3 separate regions of the Homo sapiens genome follow, and all the other regions are linked to region 1. The links are chromatin contacts, found by Hi-C in ENCODE. All regions are on one chromosome and are shown on one strand. The core of a region is the stretch at or near the end of the contact, and the rest is flanking DNA. Distances in the headings are between cores, read along the strand shown. Region 1 overlaps RUNX1 (RUNX family transcription factor 1). Region 2 holds the start of RCAN1 (regulator of calcineurin 1). Region 3 overlaps RCAN1 (regulator of calcineurin 1).

The links. Hi-C counts contacts between places; a loop is a spot of excess contacts on that map. Pooled maps may share reads with other maps.
Region 2: a map of gastrocnemius medialis shows a loop between it and region 1 (3-fold over the local background). The contact joins the promoter of RCAN1 here to the enhancer-like site in region 1. A Hi-C loop is called at or near these places in 2 of 168 maps with a recorded cell type or tissue (endothelial cell of umbilical vein and gastrocnemius medialis) and 11 of 50 pooled maps.
Region 3: a loop to region 1 is called in a pooled map, with 3 times the contacts of the local background. The contact joins two enhancer-like sites. A Hi-C loop is called at or near these places in 2 of 37 single-sample maps with no recorded cell type and 3 of 50 pooled maps.

Annotation. Positions count from the first base shown.
Region 1 is chr21:34,880,686-34,883,775 of GRCh38, forward strand. RUNX1 (RUNX family transcription factor 1) reads right to left here. Exons shown (of 9, transcript NM_001754.5): 5 at 1-28. RUNX1-AS1 (RUNX1 antisense RNA 1) reads left to right here. Exons shown (of 2, transcript NR_186614.1): 2 at 2,798-3,090. Among named protein-coding and RNA genes, the nearest start is that of RUNX1-AS1, 46 kb to the left of the region's middle. RefSeq lists a silencer at 2,238-2,287. Within about 2 kb of position 1,251, at least 8 of the 41 ENCODE cell types and tissues checked have a DNase peak (open chromatin) inside an H3K27ac peak, as active enhancers do; they include endothelial cell of umbilical vein, where a contact is called at or near this core.
Region 2 is chr21:34,613,850-34,616,644 of GRCh38, forward strand. It overlaps RCAN1 (regulator of calcineurin 1), which reads right to left and starts at 1,264. Exons shown (of 4, transcript NM_004414.7): 1 at 911-1,264. The coding sequence starts at 1,162. RefSeq lists silencers at 779-878, 1,069-1,498.
Region 3 is chr21:34,543,376-34,546,577 of GRCh38, forward strand. All of the region lies in intron 1 of RCAN1 (regulator of calcineurin 1), which reads right to left. Among named protein-coding and RNA genes, the nearest start is that of KCNE1, 33 kb to the left of the region's middle. RefSeq lists an enhancer at 291-3,202 and a silencer at 662-811. Within about 2 kb of position 1,861, at least 24 of the 41 ENCODE cell types and tissues checked have a DNase peak (open chromatin) inside an H3K27ac peak, as active enhancers do.

The sequences.
Region 1 (3,090 bases), core at 1-2,500:
CATCTGGAACATCCCCTAGGGCCACCACCTAAACACCAGTCAAAGGACAAATGCAGACATCAGGGATGTTATACATACACTTTTAGGGCATTTGTGTAGTGATTATTCTAAAATTAAATGTATATTCAATGATTTCTTTTTAGGTTGCAGAGGAATAGCAATGATAACTTAAGCAAAACAACAGAAAAGTTATAAAGAGAAGACACTTTTTTATTATATTTTAGGTTGGTGCAAAAGTAATTGCAGTGTTTGCAATTTTTAACTCCAAAAACTGCAGTTACATTTGCACCAACCTAATACATTATGTATAACTATATGTAAATTTTCAAATAGTGACACATATACTAAATTTACCTCATAAAGCCATAGTAGGTCACATAGCACAGTTGGAACAAGACTAACCATAGCAAGATATCAAGGATTTTGAGTAGCTATGCCGTCTCCTGAATACAAGCATCTCTTCTTAATTTCTCCCGTTTGAGAAACAGAACATCCTGTGTTTGTAAGTTTATAATCCAACCCATCTTTTACTTGCTCAGACCTCCACTAACAGGCTGAACAAGGTGCAGACTTTACTTTTAGAAAATAAAACAAAACAAAAAAACACAAAAAAACCCAATTTCTGCTAAAAGTAGATTTCATCTTGCTGACGATTCTTAAGTAACTTAAACTGTCCCTCTACAGTTCATCTTTGATACCTCCTACTCATCGCTATTATCTTGAGTTTTACTAGCAATGAATTCTAGCACACAAGAAAAAAAAATCAGAAATGCACCCTTCGTTTACTAATTACAAAATCAACAGACCTCAGAAAGACGGGACATTCACTTCTATGCACTCCCCTCAATTCAGGGGTGGAATTGGGTTGCATTTTTGTATCTGTGAGTCTCAGCGTGTGTAAACTCATGTCCTCACAGATGCCTGAGGTTTTCTGCTAGCCCAGCTGATCTTGACCAGGAATTTATTTAATGTAACTGAGTAAGTATGAAGTCTTATCAGGGCTATTGGAGAAAACTGGTAGATAAATGTTTTTATACTCAGGTAATTAAGAAAATGAATTCCAAAGTAAAATACTCTGAAAAGCATGACCTAAAGATACTTTGTACAATAGCATCAATTTCTTGGCTATCATTTAGGCCTTCTAGAAACTATTTTCTTGGTCTAGACATTTACTATTGGCTGTATTTCCTTTGTTTCTATTTTTCAAAGCAGTCATACAACTTCAAATCGAAATGCCCCAAGCTGTATTTATTCTGATCATTTCTGACATTCTTTACGGTAAAGTCAGTAGTGACATTTATATTACTCATTCCAATTACATCATCATTTTTGGTTGCTGTTTTTGAATTGGTAACAGTAAAGCATTCCTTAATCTAGTGTTATCACTCCTTCCTCTGCCTCCTACTTCCCAATTTTTACCTTAATAACTGCTACATAATTTTTTGTAGTATATATTTTCAGGCCTCTTTTTCTATATGTAAAAAAGGCTGCCATAGACTCACTTGTATGATATCGAAGTCATGTTTCTCAAGATTCCCATTTTCATGATCTGCTTAGCCATCACCCTTTCCCTGTGGCCTCCAGATGACTATCTATTGTTTTTATTCATTAGAACTGCTTCAGTCCTTGTGGCACAGAACACGAACTAACTCACTATGAGAGATGAACATACTTCCAACCCCAAGACTACACCAGGATAATCTAGTCTCATAGAAGCAGGGAGGCATTTTCCTCTATTTTATCCAACTTGCACTGCCAAACAAGGTCTGGGCCTTTTCTCTCTTTTTAATCCTTTCATTCCAATTGTTGGACATGTTTTCCATATAGGAGATTTTAAAACTCTGCTATTTATTCCCCAAGCACCCTCTAATTAGCTATTTAGTTCCCATTATAAGTGTGTTTGTTGCCATTTAATTAAGAGCAGTGATACGACAATTCCCTTTTTGTTTTAAAAAGATATCACGGAAATAAATCTCCCTGATCAGTTATTTGGTTATTGCTACTGTTTTTTTTTTTTTTCTATTCCCGAAAAATGGGCTTGCTTTATTTTGCTCTTTTTAGTCTCTCACAACAAATTTTCCCCTTTTTTTCATGATTTTCACTTCCCGTTGTAAAGTTAGCTCACAGTGTTGAAATGCCCTCTTTGAACACATATTTTTACTTCCTCATCCTCCTCTCCCTGTGGTAACCCAGGCTTCTCTATTGTAACTCAACATTCAGCAGGTATACAGAGACTGCCTCCACTACGTGGGTTTCAAACTGAATAACTCATTGTTGGGTCTGGATCTGTAAAAAGGTGAAAATAAATAAATCTTCTTTTATAACTACAGGAATGTATTCTGAATTATCTGCCTCCTACTGCTGTTCCCCTCACAGTGCTCCAAGCCTGTGCCTCTCTCATCTTTCCAATACTATCCTCATTGGTAATTTGGCAAATTCAGGAGACCTTCGCCAAGTCGAAACAAACATAGAATAAAATTATCATGGAGGCTAAATAAGAAAAGGCTGTTGATGTTGGAACTTAAGAAGAAAAAAATTAGAAGTTTAACTCCCACTCCTCTTTTTTTTTAAATGCAGCAGAATCAACCATATTTGGGCACCTACATATCATTCACTTGGCCTTGTATTGATCTCTGAGGGTTTTTTTTTGGTGGAGGCGGGTGGGTAAAGGGGAACTAGTAAATCCAGGGCAATTCATTAATACTGTATATCGTCCAATTGTTAACAAGCATACTTAAGCCAGGTTTAAAAAGTTTCTTTTTAATTCAAAACTAACATGCGTGCTAATTTGATACAGGTTTTGTCACTGATGGGCAATATGGAGAGAATGTAAAAATATCTAACTTCAAACAGAAAAAAGAAACAACTGGAATGAAAAGCTATAAACAATAGGTAAGGAAACACAAACATTTACATTTTAACACAGACCAAACAGGCAAGAAGGGACTTGCTGGCCAAAGATATCTCATATTTTGTTTTACTTCTCTGTTTTTAAAGTATCAGGAAGTTGGGCCAAATATCAACTCTCTTCTATATTACATGGACCTCCCAATACTGTTCTTGGCTAGCCTGTTCACGGTCCAAACTGGC
Region 2 (2,795 bases), core at 14-2,513, 270 kb before region 1:
AGCATTTGTGGACCCACAGCCAAGCGCTGAAAGCACTGCTTTTTTTGACAGCTGCTCTCCTAATGGGGCATCTCTCAAAGACCGGTTTCATTCTGTGACGCCCACGTTGTCCACATTTTATTCTGCACAATAACTGCAGATTTGAAATAAATTCTTCCTCCCCACCACCATTATTGATTACTCATACCTGCCCCTCACCCTCCAAAGTGTCTAAATTGTGTGGATTTTGCGGGGGTGGGGGGAGGCGGGGGAAGGAGTCGACTCCCCATGTACTGGGTGTCCCCGATGGCGGCAAGCCACACCTTCACACAAGGGGGCAAGGTTCTTGACTAAATATCCTAAAGGTCTGAAAGATGGTCCCCTTCCCCCCAACACAATTCCACCAAAACTGGCCAGCCGCTGGCTAATGAGCAACCACGGATCCTCACCCAAACATTGGCTTTTCTTCCAATAGTGCAGATTGGGAATGCAGGGACGTCGTCCTATTTATGAACACTGAGTCACGTCGCCGCTCAATGTCTGTTTCCTCCTCCCTAGGAATGAGGTGACCCCCTCCTCCAGCGAGTAAATGCGGGGCGATGGCGAGAGCGCAGGGGGCGGCGGCGCTGCCCCACCTTGGGGAGCGAATTCACCCCCCTAGTCGCACCAGCCTGGGCGCACACGGGGGCCGGGGCGAGCCTGTGGGACTCTGCAGTGAGCTCCGCGCGCCCCGGGGGTGCTAGGGGACCGGGACCCTCGGGGCGCCGTCCCCACGCCCCAGCCCTGACGGGTCCGCGGCCGAGCAGCCCGGGGGACGTCGCTGCCTCCCCGCCCCGCGCGCGGCCGGGACTGGGCGCTGCGACCCGCGCCGCCTCCTCGGGCAACAAGTGTCCGCCCTCCGCCCCGACGGCCCGCCCGGCGCGGTCCTCACCCGGCACAGGCCGTCCACGAACACGCGCGGGTCCAGGTGACAGGCGATGGTGGCGCTGGGCAGGTCCTGCAGGTCCACCTCCTCCATCTCGCAGTCAATGAAGCTCCAGTCGCCGCCGCCCTCGTCCGCCTCGGCCGCCCCCGAGAGGGGCGCGAAGGGCCGCAGCGTCACCCCGGGCCGCGCTCGCGCCTCGGCCGCCTCCGCCGCCTCCGCCGCGGCCCCGAGCTGGGGACCGGCCACGCCGTCCTCCATCCCCGCGCCCGCGCGACCCTGTGCGCCCCAGCGGGCTGCTCCGGGCTTGCGCGCCGGAGCCTCACGCGCTCCGGTCCGCGCCCGGCCGGCGGCTCCGCCGTTAACCCCCTCGGAATCGCGCGGCGGCAGGCGGCGGGCTGTCAGCAGTCTCCCAGCGACACGGCCTCCCAGCGCCAGCCCCGCCCGTCACCGTTCCGCGCGGGAGGGGCAGAAGCCCGGCGCGGCGACCGCCCCCCCAGCCCCTAGGGCCGGCCACCGGCAGATCCAACGGTGGCCCCTTTAAGGCCGGCGCCGGTTGGGTTATTGTACCCCGCCCTTCCAGGAGACGGGGCCAATAAAGGAACGGAATTCTCTTCACGTGACCTTCCTTCTGCCGCCCGAAGCCCGAAGCCTCAGGGCGGCCATGTTGGTTAGGGGCAAAGTCCTCGTCCCCAGTTCCGCTTTTCTGACAGCTGGTGCCAGCTGAAGGACGCCGGGCAGAGTCCTCGGCTCTTGGGCCCTTGGGGTGATAACTGGGGAGGCAACGTTTTTGTGGTTCCCATGCGGGGACGTTTTGAAGCACAGGGGCCCACTTTTGGGAATTTAAGCGAGACATAGTCTCCCTGTGGCTCTGTGGCCCCTGGCAAGTGGTTAGATGCTTACCGTATATTATCAGATATAGTCGCAATAAAGACTGAACTAGACCATGATAACAATGCCTTACTTTTCTATTTCAGCGTATTAGTCACTATACCATTGTGAAAATTTATGTAATTAGAAGTAATTTTTCTGAATTACCATTATATGCTATGTACAATAGGACATAACGAAAGAATTAAGAGATCACCCCTTTCCTTTGGGGAATAGCGGAAAAATAAGAGGACCTCAAGTGAGCAGACATGTCTCTTCCTGAAAAATAGAATTCTTTTTTGGACAGTATGATACAGTGAGAACTTGGGTCTGAATTTCAGCTTTGCTTTTTAACTACTTGTACAAATAAGCTGAATCTTAGTTTCCTCATCTGAAAAAAATGAAGACATATTACTAAGAATTCAGTCAGTGCTTAATAAATGGTAGCTGTTTATGCACTGGGTTCTTTGGAGGTTGTGAAATTACAGTTATATTTTTTCTTAGAGTAGGCTTACTCTCTAGTTAGGAAGTGTTAGTAATTATAACAAAAAGTATATCCAACAGCTGAGATTTATTCAGAACTTGCCATGTGCACGGTTCTATGATTACTATTATCATAGTCTTAGGACAGTTTGTGTCCTCAGGGAGCTAAACCCAAGAGGAATAATAATACCCATCTAGAGATAACTCATAAAATAGAATATGATATGAGGATGTGAAGAAATTGGAACCGTCATACTGTGAAAGGGAAATCTTGGGCCCCCAAAATCACTAAGGAAAACTAAAGCTGGAAGTTGCTTAGAGCCAACCAGCCTCCCATTCCATTCAAAGTCACCCCTCTGCTCACTGAGACAGATGCATTTCACCGAGACAGATTTGCCTCCTTTATAAAGACTAATCAGAAACCCAAAGAGTGTAACCGTTTGTCTATCACCTATCTGTGACCTGGAAGCTCCCTCCTGCCTCCTGCCTTTGCAGTAGTCTTCCTGCCTTTGCTTCAAGTTGTCCTGCCTCTCCAGACCAA
Region 3 (3,202 bases), core at 611-3,110, 340 kb before region 1:
CGAGTGATATGGGGCCATGAGCCAAGGAAAGTGGGAGTCTTTGGAACCTGGGAAAAGGCAACGAAACGGATTTTGCCCTAGAAGTAACGCAGCCAGGCTGACACCTGATTTTAGCCCATTGAGACTGATTTTGGAGTTTGATCTCCAGAACTGTACAGTCATAAATCTGTGCTGTTTTCAGCCACTAAAATTGTTTGGTAATCTGTTACATCAGCAACAGGAAGCAAATACAAATTTAAGACTGGAGAAAGGTAGCTTTATAGAACATCCAGCAGCTAGAATGTTCAAAGGAAGTTGGGCTTTGGAATCAATAAACTGCTGTCCTTTTATTTCTTCTTCTCCTGACTTAGGCTTCGAGGGATGACATTTTCTTTTTAATCCTAGCATGTGAAGTGGCCAAAGCTCAGGCTTGGGTGTCAGATGGGCCTGGGCAGGAACCCTGGCTGCAGTCCTTACTTGCTGGGGGTCCTCAGTCAACTGGTGGTGCTGGCCAAGATGACCACAGTGGCACTGACAGCCAGAGTCAGTTGCCTGCTAGCCATTCGGAGTGGTCAGTGCCCACGAGGTACCAGTTACTATGTGCTATGAATATTATCTCTAGACTGAATCCTATGAACTTCAGTTTCCTCATTTGCAATTTGGGAACAATCTAAGTCAAAGGTTGTTGTAGAATGTGCATAGGTAGGTGCTTTTCAGACTGTGGCTGCCACAGCAGCAGTAGCTGCCTTACTTGGCAACTTGCCAGAATTCTTGCCCTACCTATTGTGGTAGGCTGAATTCTCAAATGGCCCCCTGGTGGACAAGCTTTGCATGATCCCGGGACTCTGTGATGGATTCTGTTTCCACAGTTAGGTTATATTACCCTGGGAGATTATGTGGGGTGAACACTTAAAAGGGACCGGGTTCTTTCTGAAGTCGGAGAAAGGATGGGAGAGACATTCTCTGTTGCTGATTCTGAAGATGGAGGGGGCCATGTGGCAAGGACTGAGAGTGGCCTCAAGGAGCTAGAGTGGCCACGGGGATCTGAATGTGCTTAGAAGCAGATTCTCCGCAAGAGTCTCCAGACAGGAACGCAGCCCAGGAGAGAACCGGTTCCAGCCTTGTTAACCTTGAGCAGAGAACCCTGTTGTGCACATGGTGATTTCTGACCTACAGACCTGTCAACTAAGAAATGGGCATTGTAAGCCACTAGATTTGTAGTAATTTGTCACACAGCAATAGAAAACTAATATATATTTACTGAATCAGAAACTCTGCTGGTTTTTGTTTGTTTGTTTGAGACAGGGTCTCACTGTGTCACCCAGGCTGGTCTCAACGAGCCTTTGCTGAATCTCTTCCTTGTCAGAGGAGACTGCTGGTCCCCAAGATAGAAAGTAAAGGAGACCCAGCCCTGCTGTCAGGAAGCACCCGCCTCGGGTTGGAGTAAAAGTCACACATGGGACGGGGCTGTAAGTCTCAGCAAACAGCAGTGCGAGGGACGCACGTGGAAGAGGGGTAGTGAGGGCACCTTGTGGGCAGGAGAGCCTTTTAAAGACTGTATGACGTGAACTCCAAGATCTATCCTTGAAGGCCAGGGAGTGGTTGAAAGATGGAGCCCTCTGATTTCTGACTTCACTTCTGCAAAGCCTACTGTGTCATTTACTCCTCACCATCAGTGGAGCGAGAGCCTCTGGGACCACGTCTCCCGAGTCCCATGCCTGCCATCATGGTGCGGGCTGGACCAGCCTTCTTAGTGGGATATGTTCCCCATAGAAAGTAAACCAAGAGGCAAAAGCAAAGCAAAGCTACGAAAGCAGGCTCAGTGCCCCCGCCCCTTGTTTCAGTGTCACCTCAAGTTTGCTTCTTGCTCTCAGAGGGAGATCACAGCATTGCACAACGGGCAGTGTTGACTATTTGCTGGCCCTTGTCACCCACCCTTCCAAAACTCGGGCAGAGGACAATCTGAACACCAGTGTGACAGTTTCTAACAAAAGGCTTTGCTAGTACAGTGCCTGAGTGTGGGTGTCCACTGAAAACTAATTTCAGCCCTGACTAAGAAAGGCATCTCAGAAATGAGGAAGTGTATTTTGGGCTCCTGTGGTTTCTGATGAAAAATGCTGCAATGTGGGGCATGGGTGAAAGGGAAACACTGAGAAAATAGATGTGACCCCCAGTATGCTTCCTTGAAGAAGTGGGGGGCTGGCCAGGCCAGGCACAAAGATCCTTTGTGTTCCCTGAGCCTGTGACTTCTCCCGCTGTTTCTCAGCAGTTACACTAACGACATTGTGGAGGAAACAGCTTCTCCTTGCATGGCCCTGCCCCTTGCACTCTAGACTGTTTAGCCTCCCTGCTGGTCAGTCCCCTCTCCCTACAAATGCCAGCAGCTTTCCCCCAGTCCTTGCTGCAACCACAAAGTCTCGCAAGGATTTTCAAATGCCACTGGGAGGATAGCGGTGCCACCCATGGAGAATAATGACCCCAGGCCCTAAAATGAAACAGGTTGCTCTAACATTCGAAGAATAGCCCCAGCACACCAAATGCATTCACTTAATTTCTTGTTCAACAGAAAAGAATGACCTCTTTTAATACAGAGCTGCTTTGAAACATGTCATTTCAAACAGGTCCTAAGAAGATCCTGATATTTGTCTGTATCTTAACTGGATCTCTGTGGGTTGAAAAACGCTCATAGAAATGTTGAAGGACATCAGTCAATCTTTAATAAGATGAGATTTCTCAGAGATACAACATGCTGTTTGACCATCTGAAGGATGCTAAAAGAAAGTGATTTACTGAAATAAAATAGATAACAAACATTTCAGTGACTTAGAAAATGGCGAGAAATCACGTCAGGCAAGTTTATATTTTTGTGTTAAAAAATCCCCACCTAACAACACTCTCTTCCTTACATTTCTTCCCAGCAGGCCAAGAACTTACTAAACTCTGGCTCTAGAAGAAAATGACATTAAAATGCTGACTTTACAGGTATATAGTCTAGCATTTGTTGGCAGTTACTTATTAGTTTTTTTTTTTTTTTAGAAATGTAAAAACTATTTTCTTTGTTTCAAACGAATAGGCTCTAACTTAAAATAATTTACTTGTACAATTAAATTGTCTGAAAAACCCCAACAATGCTGTTAACACGTTGTTAACAGGTACACAACTCCCCTCTATTTTAGGAGCTGACGCAAAGAAGACAGCACAAACATGAACAAGAAAACAATCG